Linked DNA regions of Homo sapiens: region 2 is linked to region 1. The links are chromatin loops, found by intact Hi-C in ENCODE. Cell type or tissue: sigmoid colon. All regions are shown on one strand. Links, peaks and the distances in the headings refer to the core of each region. The heading gives the core; the rest is flanking DNA. Region 1 overlaps JAKMIP2 (janus kinase and microtubule interacting protein 2). Region 2 has its middle 5.2 kb from the start of JAKMIP2.

Region 1 (4,405 bases), core at 237-4,236:
TCCAAATGTAAGAAATTTATATTTGAGAAACACATTTTCCTCCCAGCATTTTCTTTATTACCTGGCACATGAAACTAGGAATTATAATTTCTCATTTTAAGTTTTAAGCTATTTCTATAGACAACTTATTAGGAAAAACAAATCTCCAGGGCTCATAATTTTTTCTTATATATCTTAAAATCTCAGAAGATTCTGGGAGCCATTGTTTTCTTTTTGTATAGTAAGCAATCTTTGATATTCCAAAGCCCTGGAGTCCTGGCCTATAATATTCTAGATCATCATAGCACTTGTAAAGATAATTACTGTTCTTCATCCACTTACTCACCTCCTACTGTGACAGATGAATACTACTACTACTACTGCTAATCATCATCATAATTGTCATTATTGACCATTTACTACTGCTGGTCACTGTGCAAATCTATTTACATGCATTATCTTTTTAATGCTCTGAGGTGAGTGTTAAAAGTCATCTTCCAGCCTTGAACGTATGATTTATGAATCCTCTCTACAACTCTTCCCCACTGGGAGAGACCAACATGTAAATAATGAACTGCAGGCCTGAAGATGTAATGAGTGCTGAAACAGAGAAGCAAACGAGGCACTACTGGTACTCAGAGGAGGAGCTCCAACTCCCTGGGAAAGACAGAGAGTGTGTCTAACAGAAGGGATGGCTAAACTGAGTCTTGAAAGATGAGAGAGGATTTGCCCTGTGGTCCTGGCAATAAAGAAGAATTGAGTAAATATTATGTAAGAAAATTTGGTAAGAATTATGGATGTATCAAGACTATTGATTAGCTTGGAGTTGCAGGTAACATGCAGAAGGAGGAGAGAATTTAGAAAGGGCTCATTTTTATATCTGATATTAAAACTGGTCTATTCTTACCCTTCACACGACAGGTAAAACATTTAATTTGGGAGAAGACAATTCTATTTTCTCAACTGCAGAATGGAAATAAGCTATTTAATAATAACTCTATTGCAATCTTTCTACATGCCAAGCACAGTATTTACCACTGTACATGTATTAACTCATTAAAACAAATTCATGAAGTAGGTATCATTTTGCAGTTACATAAAACACAAAATGAAGACTTTTAAATTTGCCCAATGTCATGCAACTTGTATGCGTAGGACCCATTCATTGACTCAGTTAATGTTTTTTGAGAGCCTTTGATGTGTCTGACAAAATTTAAAATCACTTCAGCCTGATTCCAAAACATTTGTTTTAACCGCTGCATGGTCCTTGTCTTTCTCTTAGGACCAGAAACACAACACTCTTTTTCATATCTATTATTGCCTTTAGAACTCTCAGATGACTTACAAAGAAGTCCTGTTCTATAGAAGTCAAAGTGTAAGGCCACTAAACACATTTGCTGTCCAGAGCATTATGAAGATTTAACACAAGGCTATGTATCATTCATTGTCATAATGTTCTGAGCACTGATTGAATTAATCGCTTAGGGCTTTTCACTTAGAAATCCCATTTTTTAGGGTGGTTATAAACTAGCAGTTAATATTTTTCCTATGTGAAATAGGGTTCAGGCAAGGGAGTGCTTTAATCCTGCAAAACCGTATGCACAACATAGCTATTGCATTGTAAAATGATCACATGAGATAGATAATTAAATAAAAGGGGATTTGGTGCCTAGATCTAGGGTTGTGGTTGAAAAACTTCTTATGATGTTGCACTGGTTGCTTCATAGAGTCTGATTAAATGCAACTAATAATAATAAATAATAGTCATTAATATTTCCCTTTTAATCATTCACATAACAGAGACTTAGTGAAGATAAATAATTGACCTTCTGCTCAGTGTTGGTAAGCAATGGAGATAGGATTTAATCTAAGCTGTTAGACTCTAGGGCCCATTCTCTCAACCGCATCACTATAGTCCCACCCTTAAAGGATGGTGGCAAAAGATACATGGAATAAGGCCGGTAAAGCGTTTCACATGGTATGTGTCAAATAAGTGCTCTGTTCTAAAATCAGCTTCTTCAACAAATATGTATTGAATGCTGCATAGCTGCCAAGCACTGTACTTGGTATGGAAGATACAGCAGTGAATAAATAAAACAGACATACATCGTTGGCTCATGGAGCTGCTATGTTAGTTGGAGACCCACATAATAAGCATGCTAAGTAAATATACTGTGCTAGATTATAATAATAATGTGTTATGGGAAAAAATAATACAGAACAGAGGTCGACAGGAAGGATCCAGGTGGTGTTGTGATTTTAGATCTGAGAAAGCCTAAGTAGTTGCTATTTGATTAAAGGCTGATGCCTGGGGGGGAAAGCGTGCCAGGGTAGTGAGGAAATAGTACAAGAGCTCCACAGTGAGCACAGACGTCCAAGTTCCAGGAACTTCAGGGAGCCGGGGAGGCTGGAGGAATGAGTGAGCTAGGACAGCAGCCAAAGAGAGGGCAGACAGTAATGGGAGGGCAGTGTGTGCAGACCATGCTGTGCTTTTTAGGCCATTTTGCATTGATTTAAGCTTTTACTCAGAGTGGGTAGGAAGCCACAGGAGGAGTTGAGAGGGGCAGTGCCCTGATCTGACTTAGCTTTTAACATTTTACTCTGACTGCTCTAGTAAAAGGAGAAGACTGAGCATAAGGGTGGAATTAAGCGGACTGGTTTGGAGGTCACTGCAAAAATCCAGCTTGGAGATGGTAGCGGCTTAGAGAGTGGAAGCAAGGGAGGTGGTGATAGGACTAGATGCAAGCTGATGGTAATCCTTTTTGGGTGGATGTTTCATCAGAATCATGGGATCAGTAAGTTGAGCTGAGATGCAGAGCCACGTTGATCTGATGATGTATTAAACAGTACACGTTACTGTTTGTTCCTAAAATGTATAAAGCTCTCACTCTAAGCAGGGCATTGTGCCAGGCACTGCAGCTAAAACACTCTGAGGGTGTCCATGCCCTCAGAGAGCTGTCCTCCTATTAAGAGGATAATAGTTACACCATAACTATATGTGGCTGCAGAATATGGCTATAGCACATTTGTTCAATGAATATTCACTGCATACACAGTTTTAGGGGCTGGAGATAGAGCTGAGGATAGAATAAACAAACATCCTTGCTTTCCTGGAGTTTATACTCTAGCAGAGTGAAACAAAAATCAGCAAGATAACTATGTAAGTTACATAGTATGTTAAAAGGTAATAATGAGAGACTTCATGACGATCTAGCCCACACCTGTGCAACACTGTCATAGTGAAAAATTAGAAACAATGCACTGTCCATGTAAAGGGGAACAGCTTGGGCTGGACACAGTGGCTCACACCAGTAATCCCAGCATTTTTGGAGGCTGAGGCGAGGGGATCGCTTGAGACCACAGGTTTGAGACCAGCCTAGGCAACATTGTGAAACCCTGTTTCCACAAACAAACAAACAAACAAAAATTGTTAGGCATGGTGTTTGGGAGGCTAAGGTGGTAGAATCACTTGAGCCCAGAAGGTTGAGGGTGCAGTGAGCTATTATGGCACCACTGCACTCCAGCCTGGGTGACAGATTGAGACCCTGTCCCTAAAAAAAGCTTAAAAAACAAAAATAAAAAAGGGACCAGCATAATAAAGTGGTATGTCCAGTCTATAAATTACTATGCAATAGTTTAAAAACACATAGGAAGATCTACATGAACCAATGAGGCTAGTTGCACCTCAAAACATTTAAAGAGCAAGATGACGAATGAAGTCCAAAGTATAATGTCATTCATGTAAAAAACTAAAGAGATTATATATATATATATATATATATATATATATATATATATATATATGCACATATGCACACACATCTATGTGGACCTATAGGTACATACATGCATAAAAACATTTTGGAAAGATATATGAGGTAACAGGGTCCATCTCACTGAGGGATCAAAAAGTCTTCCTGGATGCCTCACATGGTTCATTGCAAACCCTCTGGGGAATGTGTCTCAGGTGAGTGTGTAGCTCCTTCTCCAGTGCTTCGTGGCTATTGCATGACGCATACTGTGTGGCCCTCTGCTGGATAAACCTAACCTTGACCACAACTCTGACAAATTATATACCTGGATCTGTTGCTGGAAATGCTGAGACCCTTTGGGTACACAGGATGGGTCCTGGGAGAAAATGGGATTTCTCCTCTCTCCCTTGTCTCCAACACCTTCCTGGGGGTAGGTGCCTGAAGCTCTATTCTGGTCTCCTTTTCCTCATGGGTTATCTCACCCACTCATTCAGCCTTCTCAAGATTGGTTAATGTGACGGACTACTCCAGTCAAAGTGCTAGCAGATAGGGAGGTTGGTATTTTAAAACTCTCTCATCCCCCAGATACATGAGTTTTATTTTAAAAGTGGGATAGGAGACACAAGCATTGCATAAGATTGTATATGAGAAAACACTGTTACCCATAAACCACT
Region 2 (4,405 bases), core at 157-4,156, 99 kb after region 1:
ATTACTTAGATAATTATACTAATTACCTCATCTAGCACACATGCATATTAACGTAATGTTTATCTGACACAGATTTTAAAAATACACAGTTATGAAAGTAAACATGTTTGCTCACGTATGTTCGAAGTCATCTAACATGTCCTCAGTGGGTAGGCATGGTGTTCTTTGGGAAACCCTGATTTTCTTCTAAGAGCTTCTTGGCCAATAGTACTAATTATGACCAAACTGTCTGCCTCTCCTGGGACTTTTACAACTTTGACTTCTGAATTCTGTGGGATGTCTGAAAAAGTACAGGGTATGGGTCTTGGCTCCAAAAGTGGCATTAAAATTTCAGGAGATACCACAGCATAATGGGAGGAAGCTGCAAAGTGTGGGCTCTGGAGACAGACTACCTGGATTGGGTCCAGGCTTTACCATTTCTTTTCTGAGTGACCTTGGACAAGTTGCTTTATTCCTCTGTGGCTCAGTTTCTTTATCTGTGTGACATGATAGCAGTACCTACCCCACTGAATTATTGTTCTGAGGGATTTGTTTGCACCTTGAAACATCATTTATTATCTCATAGTGTTTGTGGGGCAGAAATCTGGGAGTGGCTTAGCTCAGAGCTTCTGGCTCAAAGCCTCTCATGAGGTTGTAGTTTAACAGTTGGCTGTGGTTGCCATCTCATATGAAGGCTTGGCTGAGTTAAGTGAGTCCAAACTCACTCCTAGGGTTGTTGGAAGTCTTTGGTCCCATTGAGTCGTTTTTGAAGTTTTTGTGTGCAAAATGTTAAGGAGTACCTGGCACGTAATAAATGACAAGTCATATCAATATGGTTATAAACACAATTTTATTAACTATGGTTATGCCTAGCACATTTTTCTGGATGTTTCCAAAGCACTCAGATCACTTGGGGTTATTCTACAAGCTTGCTGTTAATGGCTGCAGACCAGCTGTCAACAGATAATGAGGAATTCTGGAGACGCTTATGTCACACTTAGTCAAAAGCCTGATTTCCCCCAAAAAGGGGGCAAAAACAAAGGCATTCATAAGTGACTGTTGTTTATCCCCTGCCTCCTTTATAAAGGATTATTAATATAGTATACATTTATATTAATATAGTAATACATTTACAGAGAACATTAAATGTAAGCAGTAAGGGTCTTCTTGAGTTTGCTAAGAATAAAGGATCTCATTCTGACCTCACTGTATGTCCTTTATCAATAGTATCAGTAAGCAAATATATTAGAAGAACTCTGCTATGAACTCTACACTCTTATGGCCAATGATCTTACAGATGACTCCTTGCATAACAAGTAGACACTTCTGTGTTTGCTCAGTCCATTTCCTCTTGAGGTTCCTTTGTTGCCTCAATTCTTCAACCTTTAAAATGTATCCATCAACTCCTTCAGGGGATCTTCACTGATACCAGGGTTAGCATTGTACTGTGACACATCCTAACTACACTTAACACGGTGAATGGTAAATATTCTTTCCTTTGTCTTTCTTATTTTAGTGCAAGCCTTTGAGGTCAAGGTTAAAGTTCATCCATTCATTTAATGTTACTTAATCTAAGAAATGTTTATTGCTAGTTTCTATTGTGTGCTGTTACTAGGTACCAGAGATGTAGCTGTGAGTCAGGTAGCATGAGAACTCCCCTCATGGAGCTTATAGTCTAAGAGGAAAGAGAGATTACATAATTACTTAAAATAAATTATGTTGAGCACTACAATAGAGAAAATCAGGCAGCTCTGACAGCAGATAAAAGAAAAGTATAATGTAGTTTGGAATCCCAGGGAAGATATTACTGGAGAGATTGTGGGGTGAAATGGAAGCAGGTGATATGGAATACGCATGTAGGTCCTGATATATGAAAGAATATGGCATGCTGCTTAAATGTTGTTTAATCCTAATACCTAGCACAGAACATGGCACCCATTATGTGCCACCTACATGTTTGTCAAAATAATCTGGCTTCTCCATCTCCCAACACACGTAAACACAGAACTTCTTTCTTCCATTTTTCTTCTGTTAATTTACTAAGGGGATTAGGGCTTGTCAATAGCTATGGAGCTGACAAGCTGTATGAGATAAGAATGAATGAAAACAGGCTGAAGGATTAATTCTTCTAACAGTAGAAAAAGAGGTATGATGCTCACAGTAACTACTGCTGCATTACAGATTTATTAAGTAAGATTTACATGATAATACAAACTTTTGCTCTGAGGCTGAAATGAGAAGCAGTTTTTCCCTTTCAGGTCCTGGACAGTTGTATATTACCATGGGAGATAACACATGGGCTTAGGTTACAAAAAAATCAGGGACACCAAAGAAATGAGAAAACTTCTGTTTCAATGACCTTTTCCAAGATTTTACAATCAGAAATTCTACAAATAAAAGCCAGTTTAATTTCAGTGTATGTATAAGTTTTATTGTAACTTTAGTTTTTATTTTTAGTCATTTATGGGAAGCACCATAATTTTCATAATTTTTACAATGCTTAAGGACTCAAAATGTCTTATTACATCACTGGGAGTAGAGAACATGAGCCAGAGAGTACAATAAACACATCATTGCACAGAGAAAAAACAGACATAGCTTTTCCCCTGTGGAGCTCAGAGTCAAATGTGTGGGATAGCCAAAGAACAAAAATCAAATCACTAAAATAGTAGCAAATTTTCACAAGTACTATGAAGCAAGGAAAGAAAGGATGAAGAAGGACTGAGGGTAGGGAAAATGAGAGTGACTCACTGAGGAGTGACATTCAAACTGAGAAATGACATTTGAATTATGCCAATCACGTAAGAGCTGAGAAAAGAGAGTTTCATGTGGATGGATGAGCTCTGAAGAGAAAGTTAGGAATGAGAAATACTTTTGAAGGCTGAAATATGGGAGCAAGGGTGAAATTGGCATGAGGGGAAGTTTGGAAGGTGGGCAGGGGTCAAATCATTCAGCACCTTGTAGCCCACTGTAAGTTAATTGGAGTTTCTTAATTGCAATGAATAGCCATTGCAGAATTTAAATTTGGTTTAAAGCATTGTGGAATGAACTGGTGGTGGGTGAAAGTGGATGCAGTTAGCATGCTACAATAATCTAGGCCAGAGATGATACCTGTTAGATTAGGGTGGATATGGAGAAAATTGGACTGTTTCAAATGCATTTTAGAGGTAGAATTCTGGGGATTGCTGAGGGATTGGCTGTTAAGGTTGAGGGAGAGGGAGGTGTCAAGGATTACTTCTAAGTAGACAACTAACTTCTTTCATTTGGAAGGATACGCTGTCAAGGTTCAGTTATTACCTTCTGTAATGAGTAAAGGCCTCAGAGCACTGGCTCTGGGAAAATGTGGGGAAACTTAAGGGTGTTCTAAATGCTCAACTTGTGGGACTCCTTTTTGTGCCTCCCCAGGTTTAGTGCTTTTGAGAATCAGGCATGAACAATTTGTCAGTGGATCAGGCAAACCATCACTGAGCTTATGCTACTGCAATGAAAGCAACTTGGCTAAAAAGGGCAGGTGAGGCCCTGGATTTTCGTTCAGAAAATTCCCAAGGACCTTAGAAGTGGGTTGCCATAGGAAACGGCCTTCCTCTATCCACTCAGAATGCATTTTCTCCCACAGCTAGCTTGGCCTCTTCCTCGATCACACTCCTGATCCTGTTACCTTCTAACCATGAGACCTCGTAACTATATCTTCTGTGCCTCATTGTCCTCATCTATGAGGCCAGGATAATAATTGCCTTTGCTATTAAGCGGAGATGTAAATGAACTATGTTTGTAAAGACCTGAGCACAAGTCTGGCATGTAGAAGGGTCTCTTTAGTGCCAGCTATTCTATTACATAATGCCCTTCCCTGGATCTGAATATTTCTTATGAAAGCCTTGAGGGCCTTAGTCTTTTCCTTCAGGACCCCAGGTGTTCGAACATTTTTCTTAATACCTCCCACCTCAAGACCCCCAAATAATCTTTTAGGTACCTCAAACAGCTAAGTACTTATTTTCCTTTGAAAGACATGCCAGGTACAGAGAGACTGATGGACAAAAGGGTTGCCGGAATGTGGCATTTACAGATTTCATGATCTGTCTCACATGTTTATGAGCCAGCTTTCTGGCTGATAAACTCATATCCTGTATTTACATTTTATTACTATTTGATTTCTTTCTTACAGTTGATCCAAAGTGTGAAATTGGGAGCCTGGAGCTTGCCAACACTTCCATGTTAGAAAAAATGTACAATGAAAGAGTTTGAGTTTTGTGTTTTGTGTTTTGTGTGGTTTTTTGTTTTGTTTTGTTTTGTTTTCCCTGCCAAGGACACAAAACCTTGTGAGCTAATCTCTGAGATCTCTGTGTCCGCTCGCTGCCCCACTGCCTCCTCATGGGACATTTTGCTTAACATGTCCTTGGCTTTAGCTACTGCTACAAGCTGAAGGTCT

Evidence for each region. Hi-C counts contacts between places; a loop is a spot of excess contacts. Peaks named below come from ENCODE experiments on the same cell type or tissue, not always from the same donor. Only the 100,000 strongest peaks of a DNase experiment are listed, where the experiment ranks them.
Region 2: a loop joins it to region 1, with 2.5 times the contacts of the local background. A loop is called at or near these places in 1 of 110 quality-filtered maps.

What each region holds. Positions count from the first base shown.
Region 1 is chr5:147,686,802-147,691,206 of GRCh38, forward strand. The region is part of intron 1 of JAKMIP2 (janus kinase and microtubule interacting protein 2); the gene reads right to left. Among named protein-coding and RNA genes, the nearest start is that of JAKMIP2, 94 kb to the right of the region's middle. In sigmoid colon, for the core only: no CTCF peak of the experiment used is centred there; DNase peaks (open chromatin) are centred at 2,340 and 2,870.
Region 2 is chr5:147,785,680-147,790,084 of GRCh38, forward strand. No RefSeq gene overlaps it. Among named protein-coding and RNA genes, the nearest start is that of JAKMIP2, 5.2 kb to the left of the region's middle. In sigmoid colon, for the core only: no CTCF peak of the experiment used is centred there; no DNase peak of the experiment used is centred there.